Linked DNA regions of Homo sapiens: region 2 is linked to region 1. A link is a loop called in an ENCODE intact Hi-C map of the cell type or tissue named here. Cell type or tissue: dorsolateral prefrontal cortex. All regions are shown on one strand. Each heading gives the region's core, and the rest is flanking DNA. Links, peaks and the distances in the headings are about the cores only. Region 1 overlaps CSTPP1 (centriolar satellite-associated tubulin polyglutamylase complex regulator 1). Region 2 overlaps CSTPP1 (centriolar satellite-associated tubulin polyglutamylase complex regulator 1).

What was found. A loop is a pair of places that touch in the nucleus more often than their neighbours do. Peaks named below come from ENCODE experiments on the same cell type or tissue, not always from the same donor. Only the 100,000 strongest peaks of a DNase experiment are listed, where the experiment ranks them.
Region 2: it touches region 1 in a loop (2.7-fold over the local background); 2 of 110 quality-filtered maps call a loop at or near these places.

What each region holds. Positions count from the first base shown.
Region 1 is chr11:46,974,804-46,980,185 of GRCh38, forward strand. The region is part of intron 1 of CSTPP1 (centriolar satellite-associated tubulin polyglutamylase complex regulator 1); the gene reads left to right. Among named protein-coding and RNA genes, the nearest start is that of CSTPP1, 41 kb to the left of the region's middle. In dorsolateral prefrontal cortex, for the core only: no CTCF peak of the experiment used is centred there; DNase peaks (open chromatin) are centred at 2,388 and 2,789; H3K4me3 peaks cover 1,313 bases; H3K27ac peaks cover 3,507 bases.
Region 2 is chr11:47,104,107-47,109,488 of GRCh38, forward strand. The region is part of intron 3 of CSTPP1 (centriolar satellite-associated tubulin polyglutamylase complex regulator 1); the gene reads left to right. Among named protein-coding and RNA genes, the nearest start is that of ARFGAP2, 70 kb to the right of the region's middle. In dorsolateral prefrontal cortex, for the core only: no CTCF peak of the experiment used is centred there; DNase peaks (open chromatin) are centred at 2,855 and 4,275; H3K4me3 peaks cover 1,327 bases; H3K27ac peaks cover 4,702 bases.

The DNA of each region.
Region 1 (5,382 bases), core at 290-5,289:
GAGATCATGCCACTGCATTCCAGTCTGGGTGACAGAGTGAGACTCTATCTCAAAACACACACACACACACACACACACACACACACACACACACACACACAATACTCCAATTTTTACCTGGAGATTCGAGAAATTAGGGAAGAAACCAAAGAAAATATATTTCCTTATAAAATAAATATTAAAATAAAGAAAAAAAAGTCTGGGTGCAGTGGCTCACACCTGTAATCCCAGCACTTTGGGGAGGCTGAGGCAGGAGGATTGCTTGAGCCCAGGAGTTTGACACCAGCCATAGTGAGACCCTGTCTCTACAAAAAAATTTAAAAGTTAGCCAGGCATGGTGGTGCACACTTGTAATCCCAGCTGCTCAGGAGGCTGAGATAGGAGGATTGCTTGAACCTGGGAGGTCAAGGCTGCAGTGAGCCATGATCACACCACTGCACTCCAGCCTGGGCGACAGAGCATGACCCTCTCTCAAAAAAATTTTAAAAGTTAGAAAATATATTTCTATAGTGCAATAACAAAGTGATTTGTGCAGGGAAAACTAAAAATTCTGGAGACATTTTTTAAGCTCAGCAGTATTTGCATAAAGAAATATTTATAATGTGAAAACAAAGTACTTCATTTAATTTTGAAAGATGTATTAAGCAAAAAAGGAAAGAAAAATGAGAGGAAAAATGCTAGAAATACAGGGGGTACATTGGTTTAATTTGAACCCTCTTATGTATATGTATCTTTAGCTCCTTTTACTTTAGCTTTTCTCGTCTCTTTGGAAATGAAAATATTCAGTTGTTGCCATGATTTTGCTTGCTTTGTACAAATGAAATGTTGGCTTTATGGTTATAGACAGAAATATGGAAAACTTTAGAGCTACTTTGAGCAAGCCCAAGAACTTTGAATCATTGAATCAAGAGGAGAAAAAATGAAGAAAATATTTCAAGTTCTTTATCTGTAAAATGATGGAGATAAACAATATGATCTGAAAGTCTTTCAACTTCTTAAGTTTTTATAATTCAGGAGCAGTGGTAAGAATAGTAATGAAGTTTCTAACTACTACTTCCAAGTTAAGTACAATCCAGAGAGGCCAGTGGGACAGAATCTGTGGGACGATGTGGGAGGACTTAAGTGATTTTAAGTCCTGGTGAAGAGGAATAGTGTGTTCAATGGAAATTGAGGAAGACAAGGACTTTTCAGGTCAGGGGGCTTAATGGGTCATCATTGTGTTTGTTACAGAGTTTTAGGAGAGTGGTGGAGAAAAAGATGGAGAAAAAGAAAATGGACTATGTGCTCCTAGGAAGAGAGATGTGATTGTTTTCTAACATGTAGGCAATGAACCCTCAGAGGAACTATAGATGAGCATTAGGGTGTTCTTGAATGCTCTAAAATTATATGCAACATATTATATTCGTTTTTCTGTGAGAAAGCATTTGTAGCTTTAATCAGATTCTTATTGTAAGCTAACAAAGCCACTTGCTCTTAAAAATGAATAATAAAGACTTTAAATGATTAAAAACAGAAAAAGTGACACTTCAGTGGTCCTGCAGTGGGTGAATATAGTCATTGTGATATTTTCAGAGTAAGCTAGGTTTCAGTCACACACACACACACACACACACACACACAGTACACACACACACACAATGAGAGAAATGTATAGAATCGTGGGGAATTTGCTGTACAGTTTTGGGTTTTGGCTTGCTATTATTAGCTGCACCTTGGGCATGTTACAGAACCTCCCTAAGCTTCAATTTCCTCTGCTATAAAATAAGGATAAAAGTACCTTAAATGGTGGTTGTGAAAATTAGAGACAATGTAAGTTGAGTACATAGTACAGTGCTTGGCACAGAATAGGTATTTGGTAACCCTTTCCCCACATGAGTTTTTTAAGTTTCTGTATTTACTTTAAGGCCCTTATTGTATGCAGTCATCCATGAGTATATGCAGGGGGTTAGTTCCAGGGCTCTCTGAGTATACCAAAATCTGTGCATACTCAAGTCCTGCAGTTGGCCCTGTGGAACCCGAATCTACGAGAAGTTGACCCTCCCTATACGTGTGTTTTGCTTCCTGAGAATACTGAAGTTTCGACCTACATTTGGTTGGAAAAAACCCTCACTTTTAAGTGGACCCAAGCTATTGAAATCCGTATTGTTCAAGGGTCAATCGTATTTCACTTTGAAGGACTGGTCCTCAGCAAGTTCATCTTCTGAACTACTCAGTGATGCTCACACTCAAGAAGACCATATCTTATTAAGTGGTTAGTTTAGAAGCTCTTTCCCATGCAGATTTGCAAGCGGAGTGTGTAAAAATCACACATTGCACTTGTTGCCTGGCAGCACGTGTCCCTGAGTGGTAGTACATGGCTTGCATTGTAATGTTATCAGTGCTGGGGCCAGCTGGCTAGACATGTACTGCTACATGGGCTAGGGACTCCATTCCTCAACAAAACAGCAGCCAGCACTAGGGTTAACAGAAAATGACAAACCAGGAATGGATGAGGGAGGCGCCAGCACAGCAGCGGGATGTCTTTTGATTTGCTTCTGTTATTTGCATGTCTCTCTTGTGATGTCTGTGAAATGTTTAGAATGACAAAGTTTTTAAAAGACCTGCTGACTCCGCCTGAAAAATGTGAAAAACCTCCCATTTAGAGACCTATTATGTCCAGCTAGCCTGCATTTTCTATATCTTTTTCTTTATTTTTTATTAATGCAAACATTTGCATGAAGACAGAACCTTTGTTTCTTAAAGAGTTCATCTGCTCCTGCTGCTTACTGGCCCTGCCATGCAAGAGCACAACAGAACCTTTGTTAGGCTTTCAGCAAAGCTGTTTATGAACGGTGGCTTACTGAGGACTGCTTCCTGTGCTGTGTGCTTCCATTTTGTCTAAAAAGAAAAAAAGAAAATAGTTATTAGGAGTAAAAAGAATTTGGACTTTCTTTTATTCAAGTCCTGGATGTTGAAATGACAAGTAGCCCCCAAATTTGTGAGGAACTGGTAATTGCATCGAATGCATTTTTTCGCTTTACCTTGAACATAATGAGGCTCTTAGTAACAATAGAAGGAACAAGTGCCTTCTCATTGGAATAGAGAGAAGGAACAGTAGTAAAAAGGCAACAGAAAGAGTAGTTGAGAACAGGACAAAAGTGGCTTCCAGTAAGAACACTAACATTGTAATAGAATGTGTTTTGATATTTAGCGTTTCCCACCTGGGAGGCACAGTCCTAAAGTGGTTGAGTTGAATAAAGAACAGCATCACAGTTTATAAATAGTGGATACAGTTTGTATGTTCATTAAGTAAATATTTGAATGTCTACCATGTGAAAGACACTGAATGGTCCTGAGTGTTAAAGGAAATAAAAGATAAATGAGTCATGGTGCCTATCTTTAAGGATCAGGACATCCAACAAAGAAGATAACATACGCATAACAGAAATAACTGTGTATCAAGGTAGAAAGTGCCACTGGAAATATTTAAAATAGATGTTTAGGGAGTTTGGGAAAAGGGAAGATCACTTCTGGCTGGGACAGAATCAGGGAAAGGTTCACAAAGAAGGTGGCATTTGAGTTGGGCCTGGCAGAAAAGGTAGGACTGAACATTGCAACATTCCTAAAAGTGATGAGTCAAAAATTATGTTGTTCTAGTAAAACAGATCCAAAGTATGTTTTTATAGGGTACTTTGGTGGTGTTTTTATACCATTAATTTAGATGATATGTTAAGTGTTATGAGTTTTCTGTGTAGACTAAACTGGGGCCTCTCTGTCTAGTCTATGTTGTTCCAACCATTTGCCCCATACGGTTTTTGTGCACTTTGGCCTAGGCCTTTTTGTATCTATAAATATCTACAATAGCATCCTTTACTTTCATAACAAAAATAGAAACTCAAAGGGATTATTGAGCACTATTACAGCTATATCCCATAAACAGTATGTGGAGATAGTTCTTAGTGGGGATTTCACATGTGAGACTCTTATTTGAAAAAGAATCCCCACCTTCGTGCAGAGCCACATCAACCACAAGAGAGAGGACAGGGAATTCTAAGCCCGTGAGTTTTCAGTTACTTTAAATTAGAACTTTTCTGTATCTTTTTGTCATTAGAAAAAATGAGATCCTGTTACTGTTAGTTCAGTTGTGAATGCCAACTAATTTTTATGTAATATTTTTAATGTAAAATGCCAAGCAAATGATTAAGCTGTTGTATTAGTATCTTATTGCATTAATATCACTATTCTGTATATTCATAGTTAAATTGCATATTACCAATTAATATTAATCTGTAAATTTAATGATAATTGATAAATACATGGTTTGCCCCCAAAGGCTATACTTTTTCTTTTTTTTAAAGAGACAGGAGTCCTACTATGTTGGTCTTGAACTCCTGGGCTCAAGGGATCATCCTGCCTCAGCCTCCTGAGTAACTGGGACCATAGGCATGCATCACCATGCCCGGCTGCAAGACTACAACTCGTGCTATAGCACAATTAATTTTCACCTTGTAATTTTATTACTTCCCTGTTTGAAAACATGAGTGGCATATGATTTACTACATGTTTAGCAATTTACAGGATTTTTTTTTTACCCATGATACTTTCTGGAAAATAGTTATGTGAATGTTTATGGCGTTGACTTGATAACTATACTGCTTTATTAGTAACTATTTTTGCAAAGTTATTGCCATGACAAATATTACTTGGGTTCTTCATATGTCCCTTAGATTGTAACTGTGGGAAACTTAAGTGCTACTTTAGATTTCTCTGGTGTTCAGGAAGTACATTTTGTTATGGTCAGCTAGCTGAGTGCTTTAAGTTTGAACTATGAAAATCTCCTTAAAAAAAAAAAGGACGCGGTGGCTTATGCCTGTAATCGCAGCACTTTGGGAGGCCAAGGCAGGCGGATCACCTGAGGTCAAGAGTTTGAGACCAGCCTGGCCAACATGGTGAAACCCTGTCTCTACTAAAAGTACAAAAATTAGCTGAGCATGGTGGCGGGCGCCTGTAATCCCACCTACTCAGGAGGCTGAGGCAGGAGAATCGCTTGAACCCTGGAGGTGGAGGTTGCAGTGAGCCGCGATCACGCCACTACACTCCAGCCTGGGTGACAACAGCGAGACTCTGACTTAAAATAAAAAAGATTCTGTAGTTTCTGGCACTTGAAATTGCAGGACTCCAACCTACAAATGCTGTATTATTATGAGATTTAGGCTGGAAATACTGAGGCAGTAGGATTTAAGCACTTACCCTTAATTGACATCCCAAAACTATATATAAAACAAACAAACAAACAAAAAAACAAAAAAACCCACCAGTTTTAGGAAAGAGAAGGGAAGAGGGGAGGATTAATGGTTGACCAGAGACTGTTTTGAGTGTCAAGGCACTCAGCTTTTCACAGCT
Region 2 (5,382 bases), core at 104-5,103, 130 kb after region 1:
CGACAATGAGCACTCTTCTCCAAGCCAAGCATTTGATAAGCATTCATTGCTATGGGTATTTTACTGCCTTAAAGAAATCCACCCCAATTCCCTGCCGATTGATTTCTTAAGATCACAGAAGAAAGTGGAATGAATCCTAGAGAGGCCTTCAAGCTCCCTGACACCCATGGGGCCCACTCATCTCCACCCCCAATACTCCAATTTCAAAATCTAACACATTGTCCTTTTCTTAGTTCCTCAGTTCCCCGCCCTTCAGCTTCTCTTTGTTAGCCACTGGGTGGGTGTAACCAAACCTCAGTCACACTGTGGCCCCAGCAGCTGGGCTTCTCTCTCCCCCATTACATTGCAGACATTCTTTTCACATCATTTTGTCCTCTCTGCTGCATTCCCTACATTTGGCTTCATTCCCTCTGTGCAAACTTCTGTTTCAAGGGACAGCAGTTTGCCAAGGAGATGCTGGCAGAGAGGGTCCAGTTCTTTCCTTTCTATCTGAAGAGCCCAGTGTCATTCATTAGCATATGAGAAGAATGGTTGTAAATAAACATCAAATGAGGTTAACGAGCTGCAGCTCATCAATATTAATGAAGTCCACCTCACAGCCTTGGTATGAGGTACCAATGGCTCTAATCACAAGAAGCAGTTTCATAAGGCCCCAGTTACAGGGCAGGAAGGGTTAGATCCAGCGTGTTGAAATGTTTGTCATTTTATGACCCCAGGAATGCTGCAGGGTAAGGCAGTCTGATACCAGATCTGTGCTTGCAAACCCCTCTTGTGTTCAGTTTACATCTGTTTGTCTCAACAGGTGGAAGCCTAGGAAAAGGCTATATCTGCTAAGCCAGAATCTGGGGTGGGAATTCTCCAGGTCAACCTGCAGTTCCCAAATCAAAATGAAGTTCCAGAGTACCAGGGTTTGATCTCTCATTGCCCTTCCATCAGTTACCCCAGATAACCCAAACACTTGTTTCCAGTGTAGTGAAGGATGGTTTGAGGATCTAAGCCCAGCTTGGTAAGGAATGAAGAAACTCCCATTTCATGTAGCTCATGTGCCTGCCAGCCACCAGTTAAGTCCCTGTGCCTATTATTTAGAGGATTCAAAGAGTAACAAGGGCCAGGCATGGTGGCTCATGCCTGTAATCCCTACACTTTGGGAAGCAGATGTGAGGGGATCACTTAAAGTGAGGGGTTCCAGACTAGCCTGGGCAATATAGGGAGACCTCTCTCAAAAACAATAAATAAATAAAAATTTTAAAAGTAGTTGGGCGTGGTAGCCTGTATTCCCAGCTACTCAGGAGGCTGAGGTGGGAGGATCACGTGAGCCTAGGAGTTTGAGGCCACGGTGAGCCATGATCATACAACTGTACTCCAGCATGGGCAACAGACAGAGACTCTGTCTCTGAAAAAAAAATTTTTTTTTAATTAAAAGAAACAGTAAGTACAGCTATCATTTATTGAACACTTACTGTGTCCTAGGCATGGTACTAAACATTTTTGTTATATAATCCTCACAATAATCCCATGAAGGTATTCCCATTTTACAGATGAGGAAGTTGAAACTCACTGATTTGATGTCATGGGTCTAAGATCACACATCAGCAAGTGGCAGAAGAGGAGCTCAGATTTCGATCTGTCTAACTGCAGAGCCCATGCTCTTACTTCCTACCCTCTGTGGTATCATCTCAGAGCCAAGCACATAAAATGCAAGCTTTTGTGCTGCTCCTTTTCGTCAAAGATGTGTGTCCTCCAGTTTCAAGGGACTAAACACAAAGTAGTTCCCTGGAAGTAGAATCAGAAGGCTTTAGAATTAATTTTTTTAAGTCAAAGTGCCTCTTTGAAATTATTTTTAGAAAGGAAACTTTCATTAAATATGTTTTCCTTGATATATAAATTTGGGGTCAGAGGGATTAGGCTTTGAGAATATGTGTGTGTATGCATGACCCAGTCTGTGTTGATAGCCATGATACTGATTTATCCACCTTGTCACACTAGTTCCTTTTATGATTAAGCACACACCTTGCATGAGGTCAGTGACCATGGAACACAGGGAAACCGCTCCCATGGCTGATTTGAGCCTATGATCTTAGCCTCAATTACATTGTTTCAACAACTGAACGCCTGGTTTATTACTTAAAGTACTATCATTGTACTTTGTCTTAGGGGTGGGAAGGAGAACCGATCAAATTGTTGTTATCACAAAAGCTACACCTGATTGTTTGTAAAGAAGGACTTCTAGTGAAAGGATGAAAGTGAAACAGCTATTTCTCTTTCTTCTATTTTTCTCCTTGAAAATTCAGGGACCTAGGCCAAGACAGGCGGATCACTTGAGGCCAGGAGTTCAAGACCTGCCTGGCTAACATGGCAAAACCCCGTCTCTACTAAAAATACAAAAATTAGCCAGGCGTGGTGACACGCACCTGTAGTCCCAGGTACACGGGAAGCTGAGACACAAAAATTGCTTGAACCCAGGAGGGAGAGGTTGCAGTGAGCCAAGATCACACCACTGCACTCCAGCCTGGGTGATAGAGCAAGACCCTATCTCAAAAAAAAAAAAGAAAAGAAAAGAACATGAAAGAAAGAAAGAAAACTCAGGGACCTTACTTGGTAATTTTTACCTAGGCAAAATGCCCAGGAATGTTTCCACAGAATGGTACCCAAAGCCCACCCATGCAGGAGCCCTTCCTGCCACCAAGGTAACCAAGACTAGGAAGCAATTGAAACTGGGCCTTCCTTTCCCAGGCCTGTGGCTGTCAACTTGGCTCAGAAAGAGGCAGACTGATGACTTTGTCTCCTTACCCACTCACACTACCACACAGTTCTCATTTGAGCCTGGTCACATGGCTGTGCCTTCTTATGGCCAAACAAGGATACGCTGTTTCCCGTTCTTTGCACCCTGGGTTTGGCCTGAGCATCCTTAGATGAAACCATCAGGACCCCCAAACCTTGAAGCTTTTCCAGGGGCAAATTGCATGCAGGGGAAGGAGGGGCTGAGCTGTGTAGTGGAGCAGCGGATGGTGTGCAGTCGGGATGTTTGCAAGAGCCAAGGGGTTAGTTCATTGCTGCTTTGTATACTCAGGCACACCAGAAAACTCAGATTAATAGGCTGTTTATTCTTCAGCATGTTCCTTGAATCAAAGGCTCTGGATGGTATTATTAAAGAGTGTTTGTGAGAGCGCCCTGGAACACTCCTCCTGGGCTCCGCTCACTGAAGAGGAACGATTGAGTCCTTTCATTTCCTGGGCAGCATCCCTCTCACTCATTGCTCACTGTAGTATAAAGGTCTGTAGAACCTTTGTTAGAAACAGGATCTTTTGTTCTGTCCTTATGAGGTCCCATTACCTACAGCACCTTGATCTGTTGGAGTCTAATTATTTAATGTTCTTGTCTTTTGAGCTACCTGAACCTAATGAATGCAGTCCACTCTATCTCAGGGAGTTGTTTTGCTTTGGTTTTTTGCCTCTATTTGGCACCAGTTTCCTGTTTGGACAGTATTGCCTTTTATTTTCATGGTTTTTTTTCAAGGAGTTTGTCCAGGAGAGAAGGAGACATCCACCTGAAACCTACTCTGTGAAGCAAATGAATATGTTTTTTCTATTAGAAGATTCTCCTAAAATGTTCTGAAGTTTGTTCATATCTGGGAATTGAAGCACATTGAATTAAGAAAGAATTACTTCCTCCACCTCCACCCCTGCAATAGAGATTTATACTGGACAAGGTGGCAAAAAAAAATTAGGGGGAAACTGCTCGGTACAATTCCCCCCCAGTTCCCTTGGGGCAGCAGCGTGCTGCACATGAGGAATCACTGTACCTTGTTCCCCTGGCAGTGATACTTCTCTGTGGCCAGGCAAATACAGTAGTCCAGGCCTTCCACAACTTCTGCATGTGCGCATGTGCGCACACACACACAGACGCTCAAAACCATACCCCTCCTGGGCATCCCCTTAATAGAGGCATCCAGTATATTGCAAAGGTACTCATCACTATACACAGTGCAAATACTCAGCACTCGTTTATAGCAAACCCAGTATGAATAATTAGCAATAGTTTGGGATCTGGCACAACCCTTAATTACCACAACTAGAGGCCAGAAAATGAAATCAGGGTCATATATCTGAGGTTAGAACTCTAGAATCTGTCTGGCATCCTATAGCCCAAAGCACCACAGGGAGGTACACCTTGGAGCAATGGGAGCACTGTCATCCAGGAGACACTGTCCCCTCACTTTCCTCCAAAACCAGCACAGCTGTTTGCACGAGGGCTATCTGCCGTATATACAGTGAGACTAAGATATATATACACACCCTGGCGCTTCGCCTGATTTCTTCTGTGAAGTCCATCTGTTTATCCAGTTCCAGATCCCAAAAGGCAGTCACCAAAAACTAAATAGTGAGAAGGGACAGGCTTTTTTTTTTCTTTTTTGATAAACATGTTACAGTGAACAAAACAGATTTTGCAAACACATTCCATCTAGTAAATCTTACCTCACAGCTGTGTGAGAAGAGCTTGGAGGAGAGAAGGATGGGGAGCAGGAGGGTCTCAGGACTTGATTGGAGAATTAGAAAGTTCAGAAACCCACAAGGGTGGGACAGTTCAGTACTATCTACTTTTTTTTTTTTTTTTTTTTGAGATGGAGTCTCACTGCGTCGCCCAGGCTGGAGTACAGTGGCACAATCTCAGCTCACTGCAACCTCGGCCTCTTGGGTTCAAGCGATTCTCTTACCTCAGCCTCCTGAGTAACTGGGATTACAGGCGCCGGCCACCATGCCTGACTAATTTTTGTATTTTTAGTAGAGACAGGGTTTCACCATGTTGGTCAGGCTTGTCTTGAACTCCTGACCTCAAGTGATTCGCCCACCTCACCCTCCCAAAGTGCTGGGATTACAGGCGTGAGCCACCGCCCCTAGCCTATCTACTTCTTATAGGGTGATAATTGGCCTTTTCCCTTCATTCTAGCCCCTCATCCTAAACCTGGAATCTGTGATGGGCTCACCAAAAATGAAGATCTGGCTGCAGACTTTGGCTTCTTTCACTGAAAAGCTGATCTAGCCAGACTTTATCTTCAAAAGACAGGCCCTGCACTTCTGATGTTCCCTGAGCCTCTCCCACTGAGCCTACTCTCGTCCACTGTAGCCATGATGCTCTCTGGATTCAGACAATGGTGTGTTGTCCCAGAACACTGTATCTGGCCTGTCTGTGCTTCACATCTACCCCTTTGGCTAGGAAAATGAGGGACAGAGCTCACATCAGTAACTTGGATTCTGAGGACCGAGGACAAGCAGAAGAAATTGACCTTTTGCCTCAGAGGTGGCTGGATGTTTGTGTGTCTCTCTTCGATGTCAAATTGGCTCACTGAACCACTCAAGAGTTGTTTTTTAAAAATGTTCTGCT